Linked DNA regions of Homo sapiens: region 2 is linked to region 1. A link is an interaction called in ENCODE POLR2A ChIA-PET data of the cell type or tissue named here. Cell type or tissue: endothelial cell of umbilical vein. All regions are shown on one strand. Links, peaks and the distances in the headings refer to the core of each region. The heading gives the core; the rest is flanking DNA. Region 1 overlaps INTS4 (integrator complex subunit 4). Region 2 overlaps NDUFC2-KCTD14 (NDUFC2-KCTD14 readthrough).

Region 1 (8,417 bases), core at 285-8,284:
CCATAAAGAGAGCTTGCCTCCCCTCCCTCCCTCTCTTCTTTCCTTCCTGCTTTCCCTCCCTTCCTCCCTCCACTTGCCCTTCCTCATTCCTTCCTCCTTCCTTCCATTTGTCTCCTGCTTTATTTACTATGTAATAGTATAATCATTATTTTTTGAAGTTTAAATTGTCTCTTTATAATAATTTTTATTTTTATTTATTTTTTATTTTTATTTTTATTTTTGAGAAAGAGTCTCGCTCTGTCACACAGGCTGGAGTGCAGTGGCGCGATCTCGGCTCACTGCAAGCTCCGCCTCCTGGGTTCACGCCGTTCTCCTGCCTCAGCCTCCCGAGTAGCTGGGACTACAGGTGCCCGCGACCATGCCCGGCTAATTTTTTTTGTATTTTTTTTTTAGTAGAGATGGGGTTTCACCATGTTAGCCAGGATGGTCTCGATCTCCTGACCTCATGATCCACCCGCCTTGGCCTCCTAAAGTGCTAGGATTACAGGTGTGAGCCACTGCACCCGGCCAATAATTTTTAAATACAGGATGTTACTCTGTTGTATTCTTTGTATCACAGTAGGAAGAAAGTCGTGCTTTTGGATTCTTTTCAAAGTTCTCATTTATCCTCTCCTTAATCATTTCACTTATTGGATAGCTAATCCTCATTTGAGAGATGAATAGATGTAGTTCAAAGACTTGACAAGAAATTAATGCAGTTTTCTTGTGTAGCATCTGCACAACTGAAATTGAGGGTCTTCTGCTTTCTTTCCTATTTGTAAAGATTTTTCTGGGAGACCAAAGTTCTTGTTAAAAGAGGGTATACATTAGAATCTGCATACAGAATACACCAAATTGTTATCTGTCCTTAAAAACTATTCATATCAAGGATCACCTGAGCCCAAGAGTTTGAGACCAGTCTGGGCAATGTGGCAACATCCCATCTCTACAAAAATTTTAAAAATTAGCCAGGTGTGATGGCACACACCTGTGGTCCCCAGCTACTCAGGAGACTGAGGTGGGAGTATCTCTTGAGCTTGTCAGGCCAAGGTTGCAGTGAATGCTGATTGCAACACTGCACTCCAGCCTGGGTGACAGAGCGAGACCCTTATCTCAAAAGAAAAAAAAAATCCATATCGATGCTGAATGGATCAGTATGTTATTTTTATCTTATTCAACTTCATTCTCAGATTTTGTTGATACACAGAACCATTTATTTTTTTAATATATAGCAAAATTGTAAATTAATTTTTATTTTTGACACAAATTGGTCTTATTATTGGGGATGTGGTTTCCTTACTTGCTCCATTAATATAAAAATTATGGCACTTCAATGGCCTGACAAAATGTGTAACACCCAAATAGCATCTGCAGACACTTAGCAATTTTTTTTAATTAATAAGTTTTTATCCAACAGTATAAAGAAAAGCAGTTTTTTTTGTTTTTTTTTTTTTTTTTTTTTTGAGACGGAGTCTCGTTCTGCGCCCGGCCAGAAAAGCAGTTCTTAATGATGATGACCTTGATGCAAGAAGTGACTTGTAAGGGAAGGACATCATAAAATTGTAATTGTTTCCCTGAGAGCATGAGACTCTCTTTTGGGCTAAGATTCAGTGTGCAGTAATACATTGATTGTGCATTATTGTTGCCTGGTTGACAGAAGCTAGAAGTATTTAGTTTATTGCTTGAAAATCAAAGTGTTTGTAACAGAGGTGCAATCAACAGTTTAGTCATGAGAAATGATGTTTTTATACTAAATATAAATAGTTCATTTGTTTTGTTTTTGAATTTTAGGGGGCGCGGTTTGAGACAGTCTTGCTCTGTTGCTCAGGCTGGAGTGCAGTGGCGTGATCTTGGCTCACTGAAACCTCCGCTTCCTGGGTTCAAGCAATTCTCTGGCCTCAGCCTCCCGAGTAGCTGGGATTACAGGTGTGTGCCACCACACCTGGCTATAAATTTTTTTTTTAAAGAAATGGGGCCTCGCTGTGTTGTCCAAGCTGGCCAAGTCCCATTCACTTTTCTCCGCACTAGTGACTCACTTTGAGAATCATTATCCATTAGTGGGTAATGTGACCAATTTCATGAGACGTAATTTTTTTTTTTGAAAAAAAATAAAATACAAGTACCAGAGTAAATCACAAGCTATAAGGTAAATATTGTTTTGTTAAACTTGCTGTATGTCTGTTTTTATGTACTGTCTTGCAATATTATGTGTTTCTTACTTTGGGTGCTAGTCAAAAGAAGTTTGAAATCCAGAGTTTTGTACCATTTTTATTACCTCATTTCTTCAAAGTATTTTTAATTTATGTTGCTATGTTATGCAAATAGCTTGTTTTAGTAGCATTGGACTAGGGTAATGCAGGAGGAAAACTGATAATTTATTAAAATTCGTGGTGAGAGGTGCTAAAATAAAAAATATTGATAGTACTAAATGTCAACAAGGATGTGGCACATCTAGAACACTTATGCAGCACTGGTGGAAGTGTAAATTAGTACAGCCATTATGGAAAACTATTTGGCAATATCTTCTTTTTTGGAGGCAGTATCTCACTCTGTCATCCAGGTTGGAGTGCAGTGGCATGATCATGGCTCACTGCAGCCTCCACCTCCGAGGCTCAAAGGATCCTCCTACCTCAGCCTTCTGGGTAGCTGGGACTATAGGTGTGTGCCACCACATGCCTATAGTCCCATTTGCCCAGGACAGTCTTGAACTCCTGGGCTCAAGTGATCCTCCTGCCTTGGCCTCCCAAAGTGCTGGGATTATAGGCATGAGCTACTGTGCCCAACTGGCAGTATCTTCTTAAGCTGAAGCATGTCTTGTTACCTATCAATTCTACTTCTACATATATATCCAACAAAAATGTGAACATGTACACCAAAAGCCACATACAAGAATAATCACAGTAGCATTATTCGAAATAGCCAAAGACTGGAAATAACTTAAATATTCATCAACGGAAAGGCTAAATAGATTTTCATGTATTTACAAATGAATACTATATAAGTAACAAGAATAAATGAACCATTGCTATCTGCCATACCTTGCATAAATCTTACAAACATAATAAGCCACAGAAGCCAGATGCTATTTGATTTCATAAAGTACAAAAATAAACAAATGAACCTGTGTGTTAGAAGTCAGGATAGTAGCTATTTTTGGTGGTGATGTGGTGAGGTTGTTGCTGGGAGGAGGAATGAGGGATATTTCTGGAGTGTTGGTTATATACTATTTAATCTGGGTGCTTGTTATATATGTGTATTTGTGAAAATTTATTGAGCTGTACACTTAAGATTTTGCATATTTCTATGGATATTAAAAGTTTTAAAAATTTATACATTTTTGTCTGGTTTTAAAATTTGAAAGCAAATAAAACGCAATCAGGGACGAATTTTAAAGTACCTACTCTGTACAAGGCAAAGTGCCTTTGTATTCCCAAAGCTATTGGGAATACAAAGATGAAAAACTAGGACTTTTATTTTCTAAGGACTCATTTTTTTTGAGAAGACCCGTACTCAAGTAACATGATGCTAGACAGACTGTCCTAAGAATATAGGTCTTGAAATCACCCCTAAGGTTGCTGCAATGCTTTTGTTTCTGGTCTTGTCTGTGTTTGTTAAGATATCTTAATCATGTCCTTTTTTTCTTTTTCTTTTTTTCTTTTTTTTTTTTTTTTTAATAGCATCTGACAGATACGTCTCATGGTGTAAGAAATAAGTGCCTGCAGTTACTTGGCAATCTTGGCTCTTTGGAGAAAAGTGTCACAAAAGATGCAGAAGGCCTAGCTGCCAGAGATGTCCAGAAGATTATAGGGGATTACTTCAGTGACCAAGACCCACGTGTCAGAACAGCAGCTATAAAAGCCATGGTAAATGTGATTATGGAAACTAGTTGGGGCTAGTGTTCATTTTTGTTTTTTAAGTTTATAGCTAGTGCTGCCTTGGATACATTGTAAATTCTTCAGCATATACTTTCAGGAGGGTATTGGTGGTGGCCTCGCAGAACTCAGTGACACACATTCCTGTATACAAGTGTGCTTTTTTGGCTTTCTCTGGTAGCTTTCATGTGTATTTATGAAACATGGAAAGCACAATAGGAACCTGTTATAATTCCTTCGACTTGGAGGCATATGACTTGGTATGATATTATAATAGGGGGAGGTGGTGTTAATCATTTTTTCTTTAGGCTTCATATCATTATTTCATATTTTTCTAATACCTTCTTGGGACAGTCCATGGGTTAGATTTGTGAAATGCTTGAATGCTCCTATTGAAAGACGACAAGGTTTCTTATTTATATAGCACTAATTTTGGCTAAAAGGAACCATGTTAGCCTGATACAATAGGGGAAAATATGTGAGATTGTGGGGAGACATTGGAAATATTGCTCTTTTCCTCCCAAGCACTTAAACTATATATTTATTATCTAGTTGCAGCTCCATGAAAGAGGACTGAAATTACACCAAACAATTTATAATCAGGTACCTTATATGATTACTGTCTGGAAGGGGTTGGAGGTATCATGAAGCTGGGAGGGCGGCACACAGGTTCTCAGAATTTGAAAACGTAAGGACTTCGCTAGTTAATAGTGGCAGCGTTGATTGGGATGGATGTGAAGTCATATTCAAAACATACTTTTCAGGAAGAGAATGGAGGTTATGTAATTAAATAGCGCTAGTACATGTGAAAAGGACTTTTAGGAGGATTTACAAAGTTCAGTATGAGAATGAGAGTACCTGAAGAAAAGTGTAGCATTTAGAATAAGGAACGTGTTAGTCTTTCTGATCACTGTTTGGTTGGGCCGTACATGAACTCATTTCTGGGCACCACACTTCACAAACTAGAGTGTGTCTGGAGAAGGGTGACCAAGACCGTAGGATCATATAAAAAAAAAGTCACATGCATGTAGTAGTAGTGGTAAAGAAAGGTATAATGAAGTTGTGGAAAAGCTGATTGATGGCCAACCAAAAGGCCTTATGAGGCTGTATTTCTCTTGGAGGATAATTGACTGAATCTGGTAAAAGGAATCTAAATCCACGTTCAGAGATTAGGTTTTGTTAGCCTGCCAAGAGTGGTTTTATCTCTCATGGGAAGAAGATAATTAGCCAAGCCCCATCACAGATGTGTAAACCAAGTTTATTCCTCTATTGAATGAAGTAGAATGGGTCCAGAATGCTTGTGGTGGTGTGACCATCGCCTTCTTTTTCTATAAGAAAACTATGTGGGAAGCCAAATAATTCAAAGGAAACTTGGATCGTAAGGACTCAGAGGAAGGGAAGTTAGTTGGCTGATTCAGATGTTTGGTGGCGTAAGACTCTGTTAGTAATCTAGGCAAGCAGTAATGACAGCATCAAGGGAGTGAGGATGGACTGATAGTGTAGAATTTAAGATATAAGGTAGAATTTGCTTCCTTAATGAGTTCAGGTTTGCGTGTGTTGAGTATAAAAGTTTGATGGGACATCCATGAAGAGAATTCCAGCCATAAGTAGTTATAAAGGCCTGGAGATCAGGAGAAATCAGAGCTAAGGGTAGGTATTCAAAGCCATCAGTATTTAGGGAGTATGGGGCTACCCAGAAAGAGTGAGTGGATTGAAACAGAGGCCAGTGATTTCAGACCAAGGTAAACAGAAGTGTGTGCTTTGATTTTTACAGGGGGAGGAAAAAGCCATAATTGGTGTTTGAACCTGTGAGAACAGTACTGTTTGCTCCCAGCATGCTTTGCTGGGTTTGATCTGTTCTAGATGTTTTTATGCTGTCAGTCTGTGATTCTCCTTTCAGACATGGGGTAGGGTGCATAGTCAGAATACAGCCAGAGCAGCTGACAGAGGTCAAGATTCATTTTTAAGCAAAGATTCCAGAAGTTAAAACCACACACAAGTGTTTTACTGGGCATCCTTATCCAACCACCCTATCTTCACTTTGAAAATAGTTTAAACATTGCCTGAGAGGACACAGAACTAATAGACTTTTGGAATTCTTCTTTGCAGGCCTGTAAATTACTCTCTGATGACTATGAACAAGTGCGCAGTGCTGCAGTCCAGCTTATCTGGGTCGTCAGTCAGCTCTATCCTGAAAGGTCAGTGTGGGTGTAAGCTGGCTTTTGTTGATTGTGAAGCCGTTTTCCTCTCCTCTCACCATGCAAAAAGCCCACTTCTAGAAAAGAAATGTTGGTTACATTTTTGGAAGGCAATGGGGAATAAGGGAAAAGCACAGGCCCTGAAAATCAGATTGCCTGGTCCTCATTTTTCATCTCTGATAGGAACTTTCTGTACACTTTGGAAAGATACTTCACTTCTTTTATCCTAACCTTCTCATCCATAAGTGAAGAAATTGGAATATCTTTCTTAAATGGTTTTCAGTACTTTACAAAAAAATCTTTAAAATTGTTTGGGACCCATTTTAGTTTGGCTTGTGCCAAATGCCAGATAAAGATACCAGATGAGTTTGAGAATAATGATCTCTTATGTAGTTTTCCTGGTTAAAAATATTTTCACAGCAATTAAATTAACCACAGTGATTCTTTGAGGAGGTAGGCAATATTATTTATTATATTTTGTAAGATAGAATATTATATTTATAAATGTTTATTTATCTTTTATTTATAAATATTTATAGAATATTTTATTTTTCCTTGTATAGGAAAAAGGGGTGTTTTTTCCTGTTCATTAAACTGCCAGAATTTGAAAACCAGAATGAATTAATAAACCTGTAGGAGTAGGCTCCATTTGTAGTGTTTTAGGACTTAGACACATACAAAGAAAAGGGCTAACTGGAAATTGTGTCTTCTTTTAGGACTGGATTGATAAGTAAGTTTTATATTGATTTATTCTGAGATTTACTGTATTTATAGAAGTTCAGTCTGGACACGGTGGTGCCTGTAATCCCAGCACTTTCGGAGGCCGAGGTGGGCGGATCACCTCAGGTCAGGAGTTCAAGACCAGCTTGGTCAACATGGTGAAACCTCGTCTCTACTAAAAATACAAAAATTAGCCGGACATGGTGGCACACGCCTGTAATCCCAGCTACTAGGGAGGCTGAGGCAGGAGAATCGCTTGAACCTGGGAAGTGGAGATTGTGGTGAGCTGAGATCACACCACTGCACTCCAGCCTGGGTCACAGAGCAAGACACTTTCTCTCAAAAAAAAAAAAAAAAAAAAAGAAGTTCAGTTACAGAAGATAATAAACTTAAGGATATGAAATATTCGGTGGAAGCTAGTTTTTGATAATTTCATAAATCTTTGAACCTTTGGTGGGTTACGTACTTTTTTTTTTAAGGCAGGGTCTTGCTCTGTGGCCCAGGCTGCAGTGCAGTGATGTGATCTCGGCTTACTACAACCTCCAACTCCTGGGTTGAAGCAATTCTCATGCCTGAGCCTCCCAAGTAGCTGGAATTACAGTCGCGCACCACCACACCCAGCTCATTTTTTGTACTTTTAGTAGAGATGAGGTTTTGCCATGTTGGGTAGGCTGGTCTTGAACCCCTGGCTTCAGGTAATCTGCCCGCCTCAGTATCTCAGTGTGCTGGGATTACACGCCTGGCTGAACCTTTGGTGGGTTACACACTTTTATTCAATACATTGAAAATTTGCACCTGGTTGCAGTGACTCAGCCCTGTAATCCTAGCACTTTGGGAGGCTGAGGCGGGTGGATTGCTTGATCTCAGGAGTTTGAGATCAGCCTGGGCAACATGGTGAACCATCTCTACTAAAAATATAAAAAATTAGCTGGGTGTGGTGGCATGCTTTTGTAGTCCCGGCTACTCAGGAGGGTGAACTGGGAGGATCACCTGAGCCCAGGAAGTTGACACTGTGGTGAGCAGTGCTCACGCCACTGCACTCCAGCCTGGGCGACAGAAGTGAGACCCTGTCTCAAAAAAAAGCATAATTTGCAATGCAACTGAAAGAGTTGGTTTGTACTCCCAGAGTGATTTGTTTATTCCAAACTGTATTTAATCATTCTAGGATTTGAACTATTCAATTATCATTTTTGTGTGTGTCAGTCTTCATTGACTGTTCTCAGTTTATTGAGCCTGCAGCCTTACTTACTTATGTATTTATTTGTTTATTATTATTATTATTATTATTATTATTATTATTATTATTATTATTATTTTTTGAGATGGAGTCTCGCTCTGTTGCCCAGGCTGGAGTGTAGTGGCACTATCTTGGATCACTGCAACCTCCACATTCCAGGTTCAAGCGATTCTCCTGCCTCAGCCTCCTGAGTAGCTGGAATTGCAGACATGTGTCACCATGCCTGGCTAATTTTTATATTTTTAGTAGAGAGGAGGTTTCGCCATGTTGGCCAGGCTGGTCTCGAACTCTTGACCTCAAGTTATCCACCTGCCTCAGCCTCCCAAAGTGCTGGCATTACAGGCGTGAGCCATTGCGCCCAGACTGTATTTATTTTTCAAGACAGGGTCTTGCTGTGTCATCCAGGCTGGA
Region 2 (8,417 bases), core at 350-8,349, 67 kb before region 1:
CCACCATTATCTGTGATCCACCATTACCTATGGGCTCTTTAGCATGTCTATCCATATCTATAGTTTCTTCCACTTTCTTCTCAGAGCACTGGTCACACTGTGAAACCAGATATTCATTTCTGTGGTTATTCAATTACAGCTGACAATGGGCCCCTTGAGGTTAGCTCTTGTCCCCTGGTTCACTGCTCTTTCCCCAGTGCCTGGTGCCATGATTGACACACAGTAGGCAAATATGTGTTCCTCCTCTCTAAAAAGGGATTACGGGCTGGGTGCTGTGGCTCACGCCTATAATCCCAGCACTTTGAGAGGCCGAGGTGGGCAGACCGCTAGAGATCAGGAGTTTGAGACCAACCTGGCCAACATGGTGAAACCCCATCTCTACTAAAAAAAAAAAAAATACAAAAATTAGCCAGGCATGATGGCTGGTGCCTATAATCCCAGCTACTCGAGAGGCTGAGGCAGGAGAATTGCTTGAACTCTGGAGGCGGAGGTTGCAGTGAGCCGAGATCACACCACTGCACTGCAGCCTGGGCAACAGAGCAAGACCCTGTCTCAAAAAAAATAAAATAAATTTTAAAAAATAAACAAATAAATAAAAAGAGATTGCAGGTATGGTGGCTCACACCTGTAATCTCAGTACTTTGGGAGGCCAAGGTAGAAAGATTGCTTGAGCTCAGGGGTTTGAGACCAGTCTGGGCAACATAGTGAGACACCATCTCTACAAAAAAGTAAAAAAAATTAGCTGGGTGTTAGCGGTAATCCCAGCTACTTGGGAGGCTAAGGCAGGAGGGTTGCTTGATTCCAGGATGTCGAGTCTTCAGTTAGCTATGTTAGTGACACTGCACTCCAGCCTAGAGTCTGGGTGACAGAGTGAGATTCTGTCTCAAAAAAAAAAAAAAAAAAACCATTACTTGCTATCAGCGTTATTCTGAAGAGTCAATGGGATAAAGCTCTCCAAAGTGCCTGGCACAGTCAGATCAATCTGATGTAGTCCTGGACCATTCTCTACAGACTTGCATATTTCTCAAGCAGGTATGGAGCAGAGGGAGGGGAAGAGGGTCCTTGTGGGTTGGCAGGGGTCTCCTTCTCTGCAGGACTCACAGAGGGAGCCTTGTATGGGAGCGGGTGGACAGGATGCCTCGTGGCACAGCTGAGCCCCAGGCTGCCAAGCCTGGGCTGGGCTAGGCTGGGCACTCTGCCACAAGCAGCCTTCTGAGGGCCCTTTCATCTGAGTCCCAGCTGCCATTTGGCTGGCTGGCCTAAAGCCCAGCCGCCTGGAGGGGAGAGGGGCTGGCCGCATTGTCTCCTGAAGAACAGAGGGGAGTGAGTGAGGGGAGGGCAGAAGGAAGCAGTGCTTGCTCTTGGAGTCAGGCCAAAGGGAAACAAGATCCAGTGATAGGCAATAGCAAGGGGCTGTTTGAATTCTTTTGTTGCCATAGCATCAAGCAAGGCAGGATCACAGAGACCATCTCAGAAAATACACAAACCCCCACCATATTACAGGTGGAGAACTGAGGCCCAGAGAGGGGCAGGGACGTGTCTAAGGTGGTACTGCAAACTGGTGGCAGAGCCGAAACTAGAGCCCTGCTCTCTCGTCTCCTGGTCTGACTGACTCAAAGAGGTGCTTCATCTCTGGGAGCCTTGGGGTCCTCATATAGAAAATGGAGGTGCTAATGCCTATTTTGAACTGCCAGGGTCAAATGTGCTAATGTCACTGGAAAACTGAGTTTTTTTCCTACTTTGCATTGGTGGCAAAGAAAGAACATGCAATTGGAGGGGGGGAAAAAAGAAGCAAGCAGGTTTTATATTCCTGTCCAGGAATGGAGACAGAGAGAGCTCTTGCTCTAAAGAAATTTTCTCACAGAAAGGCCAGGCGCGATGGCTCACACCTGTAATCCCAGCACTTTGGGAGGCTGAGGCAGGTGGATCATGAGGTCAGGAGATCGAGACCATCCTGGCTAACACGGTGAAACCCTGTCTCTACTAAAAAATACAAAAAAAATTAGCCAGGCGTGGTGGTGGGCGCCTGTAGTCCCAGCTACTTGGGAGGCTGAGGCAGGAGAATGGTATGAACCTGGGAGGTGGAGCTTGCAGTGAGCCGAGATTGCGCTACTGCACTCCAGCCTGGGGGACAGAGCGAGACTCCGTCTCAAAAAAAAAAAAGAAAAAAAAAAAGTCTTGTCTGAGATTCCTTGTGGAACTGAGTTCCATCAAAACCTATTAAAAAACCCTAGTAAAAATAATTATTCTGGCTGAACTTTATGCAAATAATCAGGCCAACCATAAGACTAAAGTTTATTTTGCAAACAACTCAGTCCTATCATAATCTCTTTTTGACAAAAGTGAGAACAGGAGAGAGAAAAATTAAGTTTCAAAACTTATCATACACTTGACATTACATTCCAGTTTCATTAGTTGTTTTTAAGTTTTTCCCACATTTTAAATTAACCCTGCTTATTCCTGTGAACCAACCAGTGACCTCTGGGTAAAAACAGAAAATCTGGATCAATATACTAGTTCTGGGGAATTACCCTGCAAATCCTGTCAGGTGACAGCAGTAAATAGGGTGCCCATAACCGGGAGGTTTCTTCCTTTGGTGAAATAAGACCAAGGGAGCTAACCAAAGCCAAGCCCCATGCACCCAAATCTTAGCAGGTGTAACTATAGTCACTAGTTATCTGGGCGTGTCAGCGACTTCAGGATTTCTAAGCCGTCCTTACCCCCTTGTTTTGTTTTCATACATCTCTCTTTTTTTTTTTTTTTTTGGAGACAGAGTCTTGCTCTTTTGCTCAGGCTGGAGTGCAGTGGCATGGTCTTGGCTCACTGCAACCTCCGCCTCCCGGGTTCAAGCGATTCTCATGCCTAAGCCTCACCAGTAGCTAGGATTACAGGCATGCACCACCATGCCCAGCTAATTTTTGTATTTTTAGTAGAGATGGGGTTTCACCATATTGGTCAGGCTGGTCTCGAACTCCTGACCTGAAGTGATCTGCCCACCTCGGCCTCCCAAAGTGCTGAGCCACTGTGCCTGACCTCATTTTTATGCATGTCATTTAATAACCTGGTTTGTCTCTTCTTGCCTCCTAGGATCAAGTGATCCTTTTACTTTACCCTCCCGAATAGCTGTGACTACACACGTGTGCCACCATACCCAGTTAATTTTTGTATTGTCTGCAGAGATGGGGTTTTGCCATGTTTCCCAGGCTAGTCTCAAACTCCTGGGCTCAACTGATCTGCTGATCTCGGTCTTTCAAAGTGCTGCGATCACAGGTGTGAGTCACCATGCCTGGCTCCACATAACAATATACTTGTCACGTCCCCTCAGGCTGCTTTTTTTTTTTTTTTTTTGAGATGGACACTTGCTCTATTGCCAAAGCTGGAATGCAGTGGTGTGATCTGGGCTCACTGCAACCTCCGCCTCCCGGATTCAAGCAATTCTCCTGCTTCAGCCTCCCGAGTAGCTGGGACTATAGGCGCATGCCACCATGCCCGGCTAATTTTTGTATTTTTAGTAGATATGGGGTTTCACTATGCTGGCCAGGCTGGTATTGAACTCTTGACCTCATGATCCACCCGCCTCAGCCTCCCAAAGTGCTGGGATTACAGGCGCGAGCCACTGCTCCTGGCCCCTTAGGATGCTCTTGACTGTGACAGTTTCTCAGATTTTTCCTCTTTTGGGTGACCTTGATAGTTTTGAGGAGTACTGGTCAGTTATATTATAGGATGTCCCTCTATTGAAATTTCTCTGATGTTTTTCTCATGATTGAACTGAGGTTATGAGTTTTGGGGAGGAAGATCATTTTCCTCACATCACATCAAGGGTATATACTCGGTACTATAAACAAAAAATGAAAGTCTCAGCCCCCCAACCATCTGAATGGACCCCTCCTTCTGGCCAAGGGCATTCCAAAGTTAACCTGAAAAACTAGTTCAGGCCATGACTGGAAGGAGGTCAGACATGCCTCATTATACCCTTCCCCCTTTTGGAATTCAGGCACAGCTGACCAGTATTACCATCAAAACAGAGACCTTAAGACTGACAGAACAGTCTGTCAGTCATGCACAAAGTCTGTCAGTCTTTAAGTCTGATAAGAAATATTTGCAATCTATTCTCTCTGAAGCCTGCTACCTGGAGGCTTCATCGGCATGATAAAACCTTGGTCTATGCAACCCTTTATAGTAACCCAGACATCCCTTTCTATTGATCTCAGGTCTTTAGATAATAACCCATTGGCAAGCAGAAAATCCTTGCTTTTTTATTTTTATTTTTTAAGAGTAGAGACAGGGTCTGACTGGGAGTGGTGGCTCACGCCTGTAATCCTAGCACTTTGGGAGGCCGAGCCAGGCAGATCACAAGGTCAGGAGATCGAGACCATCCTGGCCAACATGGTGAAACCCCGTCTCTACTAAAAATACAAAAATTAGCTGGTTGTGGTGGTACATGCCTGCAATCCCAGCTACTCGGGAGGCTGAGGCAGGAGAATTGCTTGAACTTGGGAGGCAGAGGTTGTAGTGAGCTGAGGTTGCACCGCTGCACTTCAGCCTGGTGACAGAGTGAGGCTCTGCCTCAAAAAAAAAAAAATAGGGATGGGGTCTTGCTATGCTGCCCAGGTTGGTCCCCAACTCCTGGGCTCAAGCTATCTGCCTACCTTAGCCTCCCAAAGTGCTGCGATTACAGGCATGAGTTTCCATGCCTCAGAATCAGAAAATCGTTGAATCTGCTTATGACCTGGAAGCCCCCACAACCCCTTCCAGCTGTCCAGTCTTTTCGGACCTAACCAGTGTACGTCATACATGTATTAATTGGTATCTTCATTTTTATTATATTTTAATTAATTAATTAATTTTTTTTGAGACGGATTCTCGCTCTGTTGCCCAGGCTAGAGTGCAGTGGCATAATCTCGGCTCACTGCAACCTCCACCTCCCAGGTTCAAGCAATTCTCCTGCCTCAGCCTCCTGAGTAGCTGGGACTACAGGCGCATGCCACCACGCCAGCTAATTTTTTGTACTTTTAGTAGAATTGGGGTTTTACCATGTTGGCCAGGCTAGTGCCAAACTCCTGACCTCAAATGATCTGCCCACCTTGGCCTCTCAAAGTGCTGGGATTACAGGTGTGAGCCACTACACCTGGCCTTATATATTTATTTACAATCTCTAGTCCAACAGAGATATATATTTTTTGAGACAGGATCTCATTCCACTGCCCAAGCTGGGGTGCAGTGGTGTGATCATAGGTGACTACAGCCCTGACCTCCTAGGCTCAAGAGATCCTCTTGCCTCAGCCTCCCAAGTAGCTGAGACTACAGGCACATGTCACCATGCCTGACTAAGCTTTGTATTTTTTGTAGACATGGGGACTCACCATGTTGCCCAGGCTGGACTTGAACTCCTGGGGTCAAGTGATCCTCCCATCTTGGCCTCCCAGATCCACTCCCTTGGGATTATAGACTGAGCCACTGATGCCTAGCCAATTGATGTCTTTTCTTTTCTTTTCTTTTCTTTTTTTTGAGATGGAGTCTCACTCTATCTTCCAGGCTGGAGTGTAATGGTGCGATCTCAGCTCGCTGCAACCTCTGCCTCCCGGGTTCAAGTGATTTTCCTGCCTCAGCCTCCTTAGTAGCCCTAGCCGGGGATACAGGCACGCACCACCATGCCCGGCTAATTTTTACATTTTTAGTAGAGATGGGGTTTCACCATGTTGGCCAGGCTGGTCTCAAATTCCTGACTTCAAATGATCCACTTGCCTTGGCCTCCCAAAGTGGTGAGATTACAGGCGTGAGTCACCATGCGTGGCCCTAGTGTCTTATGTCTCCTTGAATATATAAAACCAAGTTGTAGCCTGACCACCTTGGGCACATGACCTGAGGACATCCTGAGGTTGTATCGTGGGCATGTTCTTAACCTTGGCAAAATAAACTTTTAAATTGGTTGAGACTTGTCTCAGATACTTTCTGGTTTACAGCAAGCACATACTGTTGTCATGATCGATAACTGTTGGCAACTGATTTTGGTCACCTGGCTGGAGTAGTATTGATCAGTTTCCCCAATGTAAAGTTTCTTCTCTTTTTCCTCCTTCCCATATTGTACTCGTTGGAAGAAGTCACGGCGCATAACCCACACTTAAGGAGTGGGAAATTATGCTCCCTCTCCTTTAGAGTTATATTTTAACTCTAGGAAAACAACCCCACAAAACAGATACCTAACTCTTTTCACCAGTGGGCATGCTTTGTACTCCAAGCAGCTGCCCTGGGCTGGCTAAATAGTCTACACTGGCCACTGTTATAGTAAATTAAAATGGAGATCAGGCCTGAAGAATCCCTGGCTAGACAATGCTAGTTAGGCCTCATAAGGGAACTCAGCCTTGCTGGATTTGCAAACATAAGCAAAACTTAACTTGGGTCAATGTGATGGTTAATACTGACTGTCAACTTGATTGGATTGAAGGACACAAAGTATTGATCCTGGGTGTGCCTGTGAGGGTGTTCCCAATGGAGATTAACATTTGAGTCAGTGGTCTGGGAAAGGATGGCCCACCCTTAATCTGGGTGGGCACAATCTAATCAGCTGCCAGCATGGCTAGAACATAAAGCAGGCAGAAAAATGTGAAAAGAGAGACTGGCCTAGCCTCCCAGCCTACATCTTTTTCCCGTGCTGGATGCTTCCTGCCTTCAAACATCAGACTCCAAGTTCTTCATTTTTGGAACTCGGACTGGCTCTCCTTGCTTCTCAGCCTGCCAATGGCCTGTTATGGGACCTTGTGATTGTGTGAGTTAATACTTAATAAACTCCCCTTTATATATATATATATATATATATATATATATATATATACACACACACACACACACACACACACACACACACGTGTGTATATATGTGTGTGTGTATATATACACACATATGTATATATATAACGGGGAGTTAAAAAAGTAATGGAATATATATATACAAATATATGTGTATGTATATATACCATTAGTTTTATTTTATTATTATTGTTTTTTGAGATGGGATTACACTCTTGTTGCCCAGGCTGGAGTGCAATGGCTTGATCTCAGCTCACTGCAACCTCCGTCTCCTAGGTTCAAGCGATTCTTCTGCCTCAGCCTCCCAAGTAGCTGGGATTACAGGTGCCCACCACCACGCCCAGCTAATTTTTTGTATTTTGTAGAGATGGGGTTTCGCCATGTTAGTCAGGCTGGTCTCGAACTCCTAACCTCAGGTGATCCACCTGCCATGGCCTCCCAAAGTGCTGAGATTACAGGCGTGAGCAACCGTGTCCAACCCTATTCCGTTAGTTCTGTCCCTCTGTAGAACCCTGACTAATAGAGTCATTTCTGGTAAATGCTAATGTTAGACAGAAACGAAACTTAACATTAGCCAACCACAAGCAGCCAACTAACATACAATTAAGTAGCTGTGGACTTTTCAACAAAGGAAACCAAAAAAGGAGATTTTTTAACTGTAACCAATTTTATATATATATATGTATATATATATATATGTGTGTGTGTGTGTGTGTGTGTGTGTGTGTGTGTATATATATATATATTTTTTTTTTTTTTTTTTGAGAGGGAATCTTTGTTGCCCAGGCTGGAGTTCAGTGGTGCAATCTTAGCTCACTACAATCTCTGCCTCCCGGGTTCCAGCGATTCTCCTGCCTCAGCGTCCACAGTATCTGGGATTACAGGCACATGCCATCACACCCAGCTAATTTTTGTATTTTCAGTAGAGACGGGGTTTCACCATTTTGGTCAGGCTGGTCTCGAACTTCTGACCTCAAATGATCTGTCCGCTTTGGCCTCCCAAAGTGCTAGGATTACAGGCGTGAGCCACCATGCCTGTCCCCAACAAAATATCTTGCTTCCATATTCTCCCCATAAATATTTGCCTCTGATGCATTGTCATGGGAACACTCAACCTCTTTCCATCTGGTGTTCCCCGATTCAAGAATTGCCTGTTACTCAAGTATACTCTTAAAAAAGTTTTGTTGATCCTCAGACTTTACATTTTAACACCACCCTACCTCCTAGAGCGCCAGTTTTCTGATCTGTAAAATGGGTGTTGCGGATCTTTCACTCCCTAGGACTGTAGGGAATAGAAAGTCTCTGGTTGTCAATGTCAGTCAATGTCAATTCCTTCTGCCTCCCCCATTTCACTACTGGGAACTCCGAGGCCCAGAGAGGGGCATTAACTAATGTCAACTTTAATAACGGGATTCAAGCAATATGTTTAAGTAATTTATTTAAGCGTAAAAGAAAATATAGGAAGAGGCAAGTTGCCGTGGCTCAGGCCTGTAATCCCACCACTTTGGGAGGCTGAGGTGGGAGGATCACTTGAGCCCAGGAGGTTGAGGTTGCAGTGAGCCTGATCCGCCACTGCACTTCAGCCTGAGCGATAGAGTGAGACCCTGTCT

The links. ChIA-PET counts read pairs that join two places held together with the same protein. Peaks named below come from ENCODE experiments on the same cell type or tissue, not always from the same donor. Only the 100,000 strongest peaks of a DNase experiment are listed, where the experiment ranks them.
Region 2: POLR2A ChIA-PET joins it to region 1 with 6 read pairs; 2 of 35 experiments call an interaction of 5 or more read pairs at or near these places.

Annotation. Positions count from the first base shown.
Region 1 is chr11:77,956,378-77,964,794 of GRCh38, reverse strand. It overlaps INTS4 (integrator complex subunit 4), which reads left to right. Exons shown (of 23, transcript NM_033547.4): 5 at 3,657-3,842; 6 at 4,404-4,454; 7 at 5,961-6,049. Among named protein-coding and RNA genes, the nearest start is that of INTS4, 34 kb to the left of the region's middle. In endothelial cell of umbilical vein, for the core only: no CTCF peak of the experiment used is centred there; DNase peaks (open chromatin) are centred at 5,204 and 6,024.
Region 2 is chr11:78,023,534-78,031,950 of GRCh38, reverse strand. The region is part of intron 2 of NDUFC2-KCTD14 (NDUFC2-KCTD14 readthrough); the gene reads left to right. It overlaps LOC124902723 (a long non-coding RNA gene), which reads right to left. Exons shown (of 2, transcript XR_007062795.1): 2 at 8,229-8,417. It also overlaps a transcript of KCTD14 not described here. Among named protein-coding and RNA genes, the nearest start is that of KCTD14, 4.5 kb to the right of the region's middle. RefSeq lists silencers at 12-81, 3,174-3,468 and enhancers at 1,203-1,715, 8,181-8,417. In endothelial cell of umbilical vein, for the core only: no CTCF peak of the experiment used is centred there; a DNase peak (open chromatin) is centred at 1,270; H3K27ac peaks cover 395 bases.